2 separate regions of the Homo sapiens genome follow, and region 1 is linked to region 2. Evidence: chromatin contacts called from ENCODE Hi-C or POLR2A ChIA-PET data. All regions are on one chromosome and are shown on one strand. Each heading gives the region's core, a stretch centred on a gene start or an enhancer-like site at or near the end of the contact. The rest is flanking DNA. Distances are from core to core; before and after follow the strand shown. Region 1 holds the start of CPA1 (carboxypeptidase A1). Region 2 holds the start of MESTIT1 (MEST intronic transcript 1, antisense RNA).

What was found. Hi-C counts contacts between places; a loop is a spot of excess contacts on that map. ChIA-PET counts read pairs that join two places held with the same protein, here RNA polymerase II (POLR2A). Pooled maps may share reads with other maps.
Region 1: a map of adrenal gland shows a loop between it and region 2 (2.2-fold over the local background). The contact joins the promoter of CPA1 here to the promoter of MESTIT1 in region 2. A Hi-C loop is called at or near these places in 9 of 168 maps with a recorded cell type or tissue (Caco-2, GM12878, IMR-90 and 6 more), 4 of 37 single-sample maps with no recorded cell type and 9 of 50 pooled maps. POLR2A ChIA-PET finds 5 or more read pairs at or near these places in 3 of 52 experiments (A549, H1 and activated CD4-positive, alpha-beta T cell).

What each region holds. Positions count from the first base shown.
Region 1 is chr7:130,376,428-130,381,743 of GRCh38, reverse strand. CPA1 (carboxypeptidase A1) reads right to left here and starts at 1,250. Exons shown (of 10, transcript NM_001868.4): 1 at 1,159-1,250; 2 at 565-646; 3 at 1-114. The coding sequence starts at 1,223. RefSeq lists an enhancer at 1,122-1,643.
Region 2 is chr7:130,488,519-130,494,267 of GRCh38, reverse strand. It overlaps MESTIT1 (MEST intronic transcript 1, antisense RNA), which reads left to right and starts at 3,291. Exons shown (of 2, transcript NR_004382.2): 1 at 3,291-3,426; 2 at 4,301-5,749. It overlaps MEST (mesoderm specific transcript), which reads right to left and starts at 2,183. Exons shown (of 12, transcript NM_002402.4): 1 at 1,929-2,183. The coding sequence starts at 1,954. RefSeq lists a silencer at 3,146-3,355.

The DNA of each region.
Region 1 (5,316 bases), core at 1-2,500, 110 kb after region 2:
CTCATAGCTGATGCCGTGGGACTCCAGAAAGATCTTGACCGCCTGGATGCTGGGGAAGGGCACTCGGACGTCGATGGGGGAGCCAGGGTGGGCAGGCCCCCGCCAGAAGTCCAGCTGGGGAGGACAAGAGCCGGCACGGTCACAGCGGGCTGGGGGCACCAGCCAGGACAGCAGGCAGGGACAGGGCCTGCGTGGGAGGGGCTGTTGGTGCCAGAAGTTCTCATATAATTGGGGATAGGTCAGGGGTAATAGGGCCAGAGAAATACGGGGAAACCCTGGGGACTGGAGAGTCCAGTGTGGTCAGGGAAATGGCCCAGGAGCAGAGTGAGGGGCCTTTGAGACAGCAAGGCAGAGGGAGGAACTGGAAAGGGGCCCGGCCCCTTGCCCAGGTGCTCAAGGGCAGCAAGGCTCTGGAGCTGGGGGCTTGAAGTCGCTTCCTAACAGAGTCAATTCCATGTCTCCTTGTTGGGTGGAGACAGCCCAGGCACAGTTGGCCGCTGGGGACCTGGGGTGGCCCCAGCTGATACCCTGGGGCCTCAGAGAGCCCTTCTCCCCTCTTCTGACCTGCAGGTGCTCCAGGTCCTCCAGCTCCTTCACCTTCTGTACCTGGGCCTCATCGGCTACAGAGATTCGGAGCACCTGATGCCTGGGCAGAGTGGGAGTGGGGAGTGAGCACCCAAGCTGCACCTGCCCTGGCCACAAGCACTCCCCAGGTGCAGGAGGGAGGCAGCAGCCCAGAATCCCCAGACTGGGCCTCGTCCTCTGGGCTGGGCAGGGGACAGCACCAAGGGTCTCAACAAGGAGAGGCCTGGGCTCCCTCACCTCTTCTCTCCCCATCTTTAGAAACTTCTAGACGCTGTTACTATCTCAATCCCAGTTTGGACTATTTCTCTGTTCCAAGCCAGCCAGGCCTCCTCCTTTCTCCTCTCCTGAAAACTCCTCCTCAGAGCTCAGGTTTCTCCAGGGCTCAGGAGACTGTCTTGGGAGACACAACCTCTTCCCAACCCTGGTTGCTTATCTGCCAGCTGTCCCAGGTGGTGCCAGGCCATCCTCTCTGGCTGTGTTGCCATGTATCTGTCTGTCTGTCTCCTCTACTGGTTGGGGGCTGAGTCCTCCCCATCACCCTCAGAGGGCACCCCCTCCTCTCCACATCCCTACCCCACAAAGTCCTCCTTGCCAAAGACAGCCCCCAACAGGACACTCAACACCAGCAACCCCCGCATGCTGCTGCCGGGAGGGAAGGTCAGACTGAGGTCGAGACGGCCCCCTGGCTTTTAAACCCTCCCAGGACCGAGGACTCCTGGCTGCTCCCGAGGTCTGTTCTCCCCCAGCACCTGGGTCCTGTCCCACGGGGAGGCTGGGGTGGGAGTTCTGAGCTCTGACACCCTCTCACCCTCCATGATAAAGTGGCAGGGAACTGGGCAGCTGGAGAGATAAGCCAGAGCTCCACCCCCGACCATCTGGGGCCAGCGGGGCCTGAGGGTCAGCGGGGGCTCGAGGCCTCCTGGAGTCCCAGCCAGGACTCTGCCTGCCCACACCCTAAAGCTGCGGTTCTGTTTGCCCACTGGGTAGCGGAGAAGGAGCCAGGACTCCAAGCAGCCACTCCTGCTGGGGCCTCATTCCAGGCGTCTCCTTGTTCCGTGCTCCTGAGTGCCAGCCTTTCATTCCGGTGATCGAGCAAGTGGGGCTTCTGCCCTCTCTTGTCCCCAAGGCAGCTTCAGGCAGGCCCAGGCTCTCCCCCATTAGACCTGTGTGAAGCACAGATACCTGCGGAGTGCCGGACACCTCCTCCTCCCACGGACCCTGATGCCTTGGAGAGACCAGCAGGGTGGACTAACCTTTTGCGTCGGTTTGGCCTGTCACCACACCGGCTTTGTCCAGGCTGCCCCGGCCCTGTGCGGGGCAGTCCCTCTGTGGGACTTCCCAGCCCCCTCCTGCTGGCCTTAGGGTCCTGTGGGAGTCCAGCCCGGGCAGCAGCAGCAGGGTCAGGAGCCCAACCCTTGCCAGCATTTCCCTCCACCCCCACCAGTACAGGGCCCCGAGGTCGGGGTTGCCCTTCATGGGAACAGTAACCAGATGTCGTCTGAATAGCAAGTGTGGCGGGGGGAGCCAGGGCCAGACCCCTGTGAGGACTGCACAGTGTCCAGGAGAAACTGGAACCCACACAGGGGAATTCACTGGGTTCTGGATGCTGATCTCACCCTAGAGACAAATCCATCACAAATCCCACAAATCCATCCTCATTCACGGGCCCCCCAGGGCTTTCCCAGCACCATCTAGAGGCTCTGCTCTGTGTCAGGACCCCGACCTTGGGCACTGGTGAGAGCCATAGTGCCCGTTCTAGTTTCTATTCACTCCCACTGCCTCCTACCCTACCCCCTAGCTGGCCAACCCTCCCACACCAAGACAGAGTGACCCCCTTATATTTATCCACAACTATCTCCCAAACCTAACTCTAGGAAGGTGAGAAAGCCCTAAACCCGCTTTTAACAGATGTGGAGCCTATGCGGCAGCTCCTGCTCTCCCCTGTACAGCCTTGCTGGCCCCACCCGCCTCTGGCAGGGCTGCAGTGCTCCCTGGAGCTTCTTCTGGCTGCTTCCTGGCTCACCTGTCTGCTCCTTCTCTAAATGCTCACCCCTTTGTCGATGTATTCAATCAATACTTATTCTTCTGGGCCAAGTACTGTGCTCCACATGGACACGACACCCAATACAGATGTTCGCTGACCTCAGGGAGCTCACGGTCTAGGCGGGAAGACAGAAGTAACCAACTAACTTGTTGGTCCTCTAACAGGTCCTCCAAGAAGCTGTCACCAATAAGGGATTAGACGTGCAAAGGACTTTTGGGGACTGTTCTCCTCCCTGCAAGAGACCTAAACAGGGATGTGATGTGGTATGAAAAGTACCATGAGGGCTAAAAGGACACACACTATGGCACAAAGTCCAGGGAAGACTTTACCAAGAAGGTGACATTTGACCTAGGCCTTTTTTTTTTTTTTAAGACAAGTTCTTGCTCTGTCACCCAGGCTGTGGAGAGCAGTGGCACCATCATGGCTCACTGTAGGCTCAACCTCCTGGGCTTAAGCGGTCCTCCCACCTCAGCCTCCCGAGTAGCTGAGACTATAGGTGTGCACCACCACACTTGGCTAATTTTAAAATTTTTATTGTAGAGATGGAGTCTCACTATGTTGCTCAGGCTGGTCTTGAACTCCTGGGCTCATGCAACCCTCCCACCTTGGCCTCCCAAAGTGTTGGTTGGGATTATAGGCTTGAGCCCAGCTTAACTTAGGTCTTATGATAGGATTTTGCCAGGTGGGGAAGGGTGTTCATCACGCTATTTAGTGCTTGAACACAAACTTACATTGATTTCTTCTTCGTTGCTCCTAAAATGTTATTTTTGTCTCTCCATGGAGACTGTAAACTTCCTTAGCTGGGCGTGGTGGCGCCTGTAGTCCCAGCTACTTGGGAGGCTGGGACGGGAGGATCTCTTGAGCCTGGGAGTCCAAGGCTGCAGTTAGCCATGATTGCCCCAGGCTGGGCAACAGAGTGAGATCCCATCTCTCTAAAAAGTTAAAAAGGAAATTAAAACATTAAAAAAAAATTAAATTACCCCAGGCCAGGAGCCATGTCTTCCCTACTCCTCATTTCCTGGTGCCCCACAGAGTCCTCGGGCTTCTCTACCCTGCTCCCCATGGGGAAGGAAGGTTTTGTAGGGTCTTTATTTAGTTTGCATTATAAAAACAATATTTCTTTTTCTATTCCTAAATATGAAGCTGTCCTATAATTTTGAATCTCTTTTGCTCACACTACACATGTTGGGGGATGTTGGCTGGTTCTTGGGCCTTCTGTGAATTCCTTCCAGAAAAGACGACACCTCTGAAAAAGAGGGCGGCCTGGGGGAGAGGGTGCAGACTCACCAAGGGAGCCTCTTGTACCTCCAGCCAGCAATTTACGATGCCCAAGAGTCATATAATATATTTTTTTGCAAGGCTGGAAAGGATGAATTCGATGCTACAAGTTCAGCAGAAAGTGGGCAGCATCATGGCAGAGGAATTTGGGTCTCAGGTGCGGGCTAAGCCTCATGCTTCGGGCCCCTCCCGGCCACCTCAGGAAGCCAAAAATGTACCTCTTGGTAAAGGCCAATTTGCTGGAATGTAACCTAGGTCAGAGGGCCTTCCCACTCCATGTGATGGTTTCACATTGGTCCAAGCAAGGCAAGGGCAAACATGGAGGCCACTGGGCCGAGGGCTGGGTAAGTATAGCACCAGGACCTATCACCATGAGAAAGAAGCCACCAGGCTGGGATCTAGATTCAAGAATGAGTCACGGGCAAGTGCCAGAACGCAAACAGTGGGAGGCCTGCAGCAGCCACGCTGACTGTGGCCCACAGCATCCCTCCCTGTTTCTTCCCTGCTAAATAAACCAGATTGTATGTCGGCATCCGCCCCCAGAAACACTGCCATTGCCAGCTCAGGGACAAATTCTGACTGGTCTAAGACAATTGAAGAGATCTCATTGGCTTTTGCAAGTCACTGGTTTAAAGGTGGGCACATGACCCAGCTTTACCAATCAGACATGAGAGGAGGCCCGTGAGGAAGCTTCTAGAAAAGGTTGCCCCACTCCCCAAAAGAGGGCACCTTTTTCTGGATACTGTCAGGTCTGTTGCCTCACCTTCAGACTATATATGTATATATATATGTTTATGTATATGTTTAGGTCTATATATATATATAGGTCATATATATATGAAAGAATATACATTTCTTTTTTGTTAGTTGGAGTTTCTGTTGTTGAAAAAAGCATTCTAATTGATGCACCTATTAAGCTTTTAAAGTGTTTGTATTTTCAGAAAAGGGGACCAATTCTAGCCTATCAGAGCCTTTATGTAAAATGCAGAAAGGCACCTGTTTTGGTCCATGTTCACACTGCTGATAAAGATATACCTGAGACTGGGCAATTTACAAATGAAAGAGGTTTAATTAGACTTACAGTTCCACATGGCTGCAGAAGCCTCACAATCATGGCAGAAGGCAAGGAGGAGCAAGTCACATCTTACATGGATGGCAGCAGGCAAAGAGAGAGAGCTTGTGCAGGGAAACTCCCCTTTTTAAAAACCGTCAGATCTCATGAGACTTATTCACTATCACAAGAACAGCACAGGAAAGACCTGCCTCCATGATTCAATTACCTCCCACTGGGTCTATCCCATAACATGCAGGAATTCAAGATGAGATTTGGGTGGGGACACAGCCAGCCCATATCAGCACCCCTCCTTGTCTGGGCAGGTATAGTCCCTTTCTCTCTCAGCAGGATGACT
Region 2 (5,749 bases), core at 2,042-4,541:
AGCCCTGGGGGAAATGGCTTTCCGTCTGTACACACATTCTTCCCTATTGCCTGTAATCTACCTACCCGTTCGCTAACTTCCTCAACTTACAAGATACTTTTCCCCCCCATATCCCTGATACTTTTTGCTAAAATCTAAAAACAAGCCTGTGGTTTTACAGTGGTAAAATAACCATGTTTCTTAAACAATGTCAGCTCCCCAGGCTATTTTTTAGGCATTATTAGGGCAGTCATTTCTTTTTTTCTCCAAAGTACCTGTCCATAAGACGGATAGAACCATTTGGTCCTACTTCTCAAGGTAATACTAGAAATGGTTCAAAAAAGTGCCAGAACATGATGGTTATATCACAGTTTTCACCCAACAATAGCAGGCTGTATCCCAGTATCTCCTTGAAAGGTCAGATGACAAAAACCATTAGGTTTTGACGATCATTTGCCCAGCCCTATCTGTCCTGTACTTCAATGTATACATTTTCATGTGCAGATTTCATTACTCCTTTCCCCCAGTGCTTCTCATCGCATTCATCCCCGGGGTTCCAGCAGCTGAATCTCTGCAGTGACTCAGCAGAGAGCCCCGGGAGGGGCGGCCAGAGCGGCAAATGGGGAGGCTTCCCCGCCGCTGCTCAGGGAAAGTGGGGGGTTAAAAAACGAGGCTATCGACCAACATACTCCACTCCTGGACACCCCCCTCCACACCCTCCTCCTCTTACTCCAAGAAAGCAAAGAGGCAACCTCTCAGGGGGCCATTTTTTGTCTTATTACCTCAGTAAAAATGCCCCCATGAACTTTTAGGATTTTTAGAAGTGAAGCAACCTAGCCGTCAGTAGGCAAAATGGGTTAAGCAAACATTTTTTGGCCAAAATCCCAACTATTTGATGAGCCATGAGCGGAGACAATAAGCAAACTCCAGTAACAAACTTTCCAAAAATTTCTGAGCCTTGATTTCTTCATCTTGTAAACAGAAAAACACACTCCCGTAATAATACCACCCAACCTGCCGCCCACCTGATGGCGTCGCCGCGAGACGAACCACTTTGAAAACCCGCGAAACCAAGGTGAACAATCCCTGCGCAACATGACAGTTTGGTCACATCGCCGTTCTCACTCGCGCTTGTTACTGAAATCTGAAAAATACTTAAGGCGGCTGACGGGCACTGCGAGTTCTAGTCACTGCGGTGACTCCCGCCACCGTGATACCTGGGTCTTGAAATCCTAAGCTGCACCGCGGCGATCTCGGCACTGCGATTATCCCGTTCTTGAAATCCTAAGGTGCGCCACGGAGACACCGGGGTTCTAAAAATCCTACATCGCACCAGGGCGATGCTGGGGCCTATCCTTTAAGTCGCACCAGAGCGATGCTGGGGTTCTAAAAATCCTACATCGCACCAGGGCTTTGCCGGGATCTATAAATCCTAAATCGCGCCACGGCAACGGCGGAGTCTAAGAATCCTGAATCGCACCAGAGGGAAGCCGGAGTCTAAATATCCTAAATCAAACCAGGGCGATGCTGGGGGTTAGAAATCCTAAATCATGCTGCAGCAATGACTGAGTATAAAAATCCTAAATCGCACCAGGGTGATGCCAGGATCTAAAAATCCCAATTCGCATCAGGGTGAGACCAGGGTCATTATGGATCCTAAGTCATATCAAGATGACGCTGGGGTCCAGAAATCCTAAATCTCACCACGACGATCCCGGGGTCTAGAAATCCTAACCCAAGGAGGTCCCGCGTTCTGAACATTCCATTGCGGGCAGGAGTGACACCCCCTCCTCAAGTAGGCAGAGCGGGCGCGGAATGCGTGCCGCCTGTCGGTAGAGTTTTCGCCCAGAGGCAGCCCCAGCTCGGACACGGGCACACAGTCCTCCGCTCGCCTGCGCCCTAGTCCCAGGGCCGCCAGCCACACCCCCTCGTTCCCACCGCACACTCACCTGCGGAGGCGATCTCGGCGCACCATGGCCGCGTTATCCCATGCCGCCCGCCGCAGCGTTGCAGAGCACCGGGCGCCGCAGAGCCCGCAGCCGTGCAGAGCTGGCCAGCAGCGGGGGCGCAGCCCGCAGCCCACAGCCCGCGCAGGGCGGCGCCGCGCCGGGCAGCTACAGCCACTCCGGCGTGCGCTGCGGCACTGCGCTTGCGAGGCGCAGCTGCCGCAGAGGAGGTGCCGGGGTGTGCTGGTTGCCGCGGCAGCGCGGAGCGAGTGGGCACCGACTTTTAGAGCCCACCCGCGCCCCGCCCCTAGCCCGCCCATCGCCGCAGAACCCCTACCGCCTGCTCCCTTGCTCGCCGCAGAGCCCCTCCCAGCCGCTCTACCACCGCCATGGCCACAAAGATGGGGTGCCCCTCTAACAGTGGCTCCTTTAGGGGGCACCTTCAGGGGTGTCGAGCCCCCTCCCCAAGACCCCGCTGCTCCCTCGTTAACCGCCAACCCTGAGCCCGAGATTCTGCTGCAGAAACCCTCCCCTGATGAGTTAAGGCCACGGGCAAAAACAGCAGACCCCTGAGTGCCCCAACTCTTTCCTTAGACCACCCACAAACCCCACAGGCCGCCCACAAACCCCACAGGCTGCCCACAAGCCCCACAGGAGGATGGCCGCTCGAACTAAGGGGCAGCAGGGCTCTGGGGTGCCGGCCGTGGCGCCTGCTCCCATCCCTCGTTCGAAGCGTGGGTACTGAACCGTGAGAGGTGGCGAGCCACGAGGGCCCTATGCGCCCTAAGCTTAACTACCGGTAACCACCAAGGGCACGAGCAAGCGGCTAGGGAGCAACAAGCTCTGTTGGACCCACCACCAAGCTAGTAAACAGATTCATGGGATGGCCACTATGGCCAAAGTTGCACAAAGTCCGGTTTCTCCCGCTCCAGCCACCGCCGCTGCGCGGGGCAGGTTTCCTTTACAGCAGCGCGACGTGGTCAGCATGCCAGACGCCTGGCCACAGCAGCGCCCTCGCAGCCCCGCTCGCTGCATGCGCCGGTCCGCGCTGCACAGAACAGTGGGCACAATTAGGAGAGCAAAGCCCCCTTTATTTACGTAAGATAGAATCACAATGCAAGGGCCCAGAGGCACAAGAAAGAGGGAGGAATTTTTCTAATCCATAATCCTTTAAAAGGCATCCCTTACGCCTTTGAAAAGTGTAGAGTATCACGAAGTGTCTGTGTTCATTTTCTGACCGTAAACTGAAATACTGGTGAACAAACGTGGGGTGCGAGCGGGTGAGCGGGGCGGCCGGCCGGTGCCCGCTGCATCCAGAGGGGGCGCTGCAGGCCTCCCTTCGGCTGCGCACGGCCCGGGCCCTCCGCGGCTCTGCAACTCTGCACCCCGAAAGGTTCGGTGCTGGACCGCGGGGCATCCAACCCGGGACCGGGGGCGACCCACGGACACTGAGGAAACTACCGCCTATAAGCCTATCATCAGAACCTCTGGCACAACACAGGTACACTTCTGCAGGGGTCTGGTTGCCCCCAGAAAAAGCACTCATGAAACAAATGCTGATTTAGCACCTACAGGGCACTAAGAACCGGGGGTGCGAAATAAATGAGAAATAGCCCCGGCCCGAAAACAACACACGGGCCATCTGGAGGGGAAGACAGACAAGAACTGCCACTTTGTAAAATTTTCCTTTTAATTTCCTAGCGACGTTTGTGGCAGTTGACCCACTCCTCCCTAACGTGTAAGGCCCTCAGAGGCAGAGCCCAAGTATTATTCACCTTTTGTAGCCCCAGAGCCCGCCACGGTGCCGGCCACAAAGCTGGCCCCTAATAAATACTGCTTGAATGAGTACAAGAATTTGAGGGCGCACAGGGGAGGAAGTAATTAAGGGGAGGGGCGAAGGGTGGTCTTGAATGATGAATAGACATTTACCAGAGAGACAAAGAACATTCCAGCCGGAGGGGACGGCTTTCGCAAAGCACCGGAGGCTCAGGGCCGCGTGTTTGGGGAAAACGGTTAGTCCTTTGAGCCGGCAAAAAATTAGGATAGCAAGAGAATTTCATCGTAGGGAATTAGGAATTTGTTCTAGAGAAAATGAGAAGCCACAGATGGATTTAAACTCTTTATGGCCTTAATTGGTTACTTAACAAAATTTAAATTAGTCTCTTTACAAGTCAAAGATTACCTATTTTAACTACCACTACCTTTTAAAGACTGAATTACTCTGCAAAATCTAAATCGGTTCTTCCAAAAAGGTAAAGGCTTTCCTATTTTAATAATAACAATAACAAAAGCCTTTGCATTATATATTTTTCATATTTATTGTTAATGGAAACTTTGAGTCCTACAAACAAATTCCACACTTTCATTCTCACCAGGCCAGAAACACCAGCATCCAAGATGAAGGCAATTTTCTGTTTATGGACTGAGTACCCCACAAAAGATCTTATTCTGAAGGCCATGGAACATGTCTACCCACATGGATCAAGTGGGCAGACTGGAGGAGAAACAGTTTAAAGGCCCTGGGGGAAGGAGGGAGCGCCAGGGAGAGCTCCTGAAGACAACAGGAATTCCAAGTCTGGCACTCGGGAGAAATCCTCCCTTCAGACATTATTGATGTCTGGCCGAGGAGTTAGGAAAAACTTCCTTGAAGGAGGGATTGAGGTTGAGATGGGCATGGAACCCAGATCTTAGGCAGAGAAAGCATATTCCTGTTTGGAAGAACCCTGAGTACAGAAGTCAGCTCAAAGATATCAGCTTGGCCCAACCAGGAATTCGCTGTGGGAAGTCTAAGAGAGAAAATGCTGGCCATAATCCCCCAGGAGCCAAAGAGTTAACGAATCTTCTAAATGTGCCTGATTTACTTCCAGAAAGGAGCTTCCTCCGCAGGGGGAGAATTTGACCCAAGGTATAAAACACTTGGAGCCCTGAGAAAACACACAGCCACACATAAATTCAAAGTCGGCTCTGGCTTGCTCGAAGTTGCACCCTTTCAGTTCCTCTGGACAGATGCTATCCTGGACTGTGCAGGATATCTCATGCAGTAGTACTCCCTCAGCCAGTGGCTTATCACACATTCTTGTCACATTCCAAGTCTAACACAGTTCCGCCTCATGATAAGACCTCAGATCTGTGCAAAAATTCATGTAGAAAGCTCTGCATTTATTATCTCGCTGATTCACAACAGTGGTATGGGATCAGCAGAGATGGTACCACAGATTCAAGAACCATATTTTTCTAACCCCAGTTTGAGACCCATAATATGACAAGTGCAGGATATTTATGGAGACAACAAGACACAACCGGGACTGCCACTTTCAAGAGCCATCATTGTAGATTCAAATCAACTAAAACACTTCATAATGGGAGAAACTTGGTTGAACAGGAGCACATGTTAACGAAGGGGTTTTGGTTGAGAAACTTACTGAATCAGTAAGACAGGACCCTTAAAAAGGCTACTGTGACTGCAGACTGAGGGGAAGTACCAAAAATAAGCTAATCCTACTCTATTATGCTGGTTAGAACTCACAGAAAGCATTTTATTCTGTTCTACAGAGCAGATACATATTGAAACAGAGACAAATAGGAATGTGTTCAGAGAAGGTCAACTAAATGAATTGCAAACTGAAGGTGTAACAGTTCTCGTATTTTAAGCTCCTACCATGAGCATGGATCTTCACCCAACATATCCCTGATCCTCACAGTAGCCTGGCTAGATGAGTATTTTCACTCACAGATTTCAGAGAGAGATACGGCAGCTCGGAACGCTAAGTGTTAGGATGTGAAGGGGCTGGGAACTGAACGCAGATGTGCCTGGCTCCAAAGTT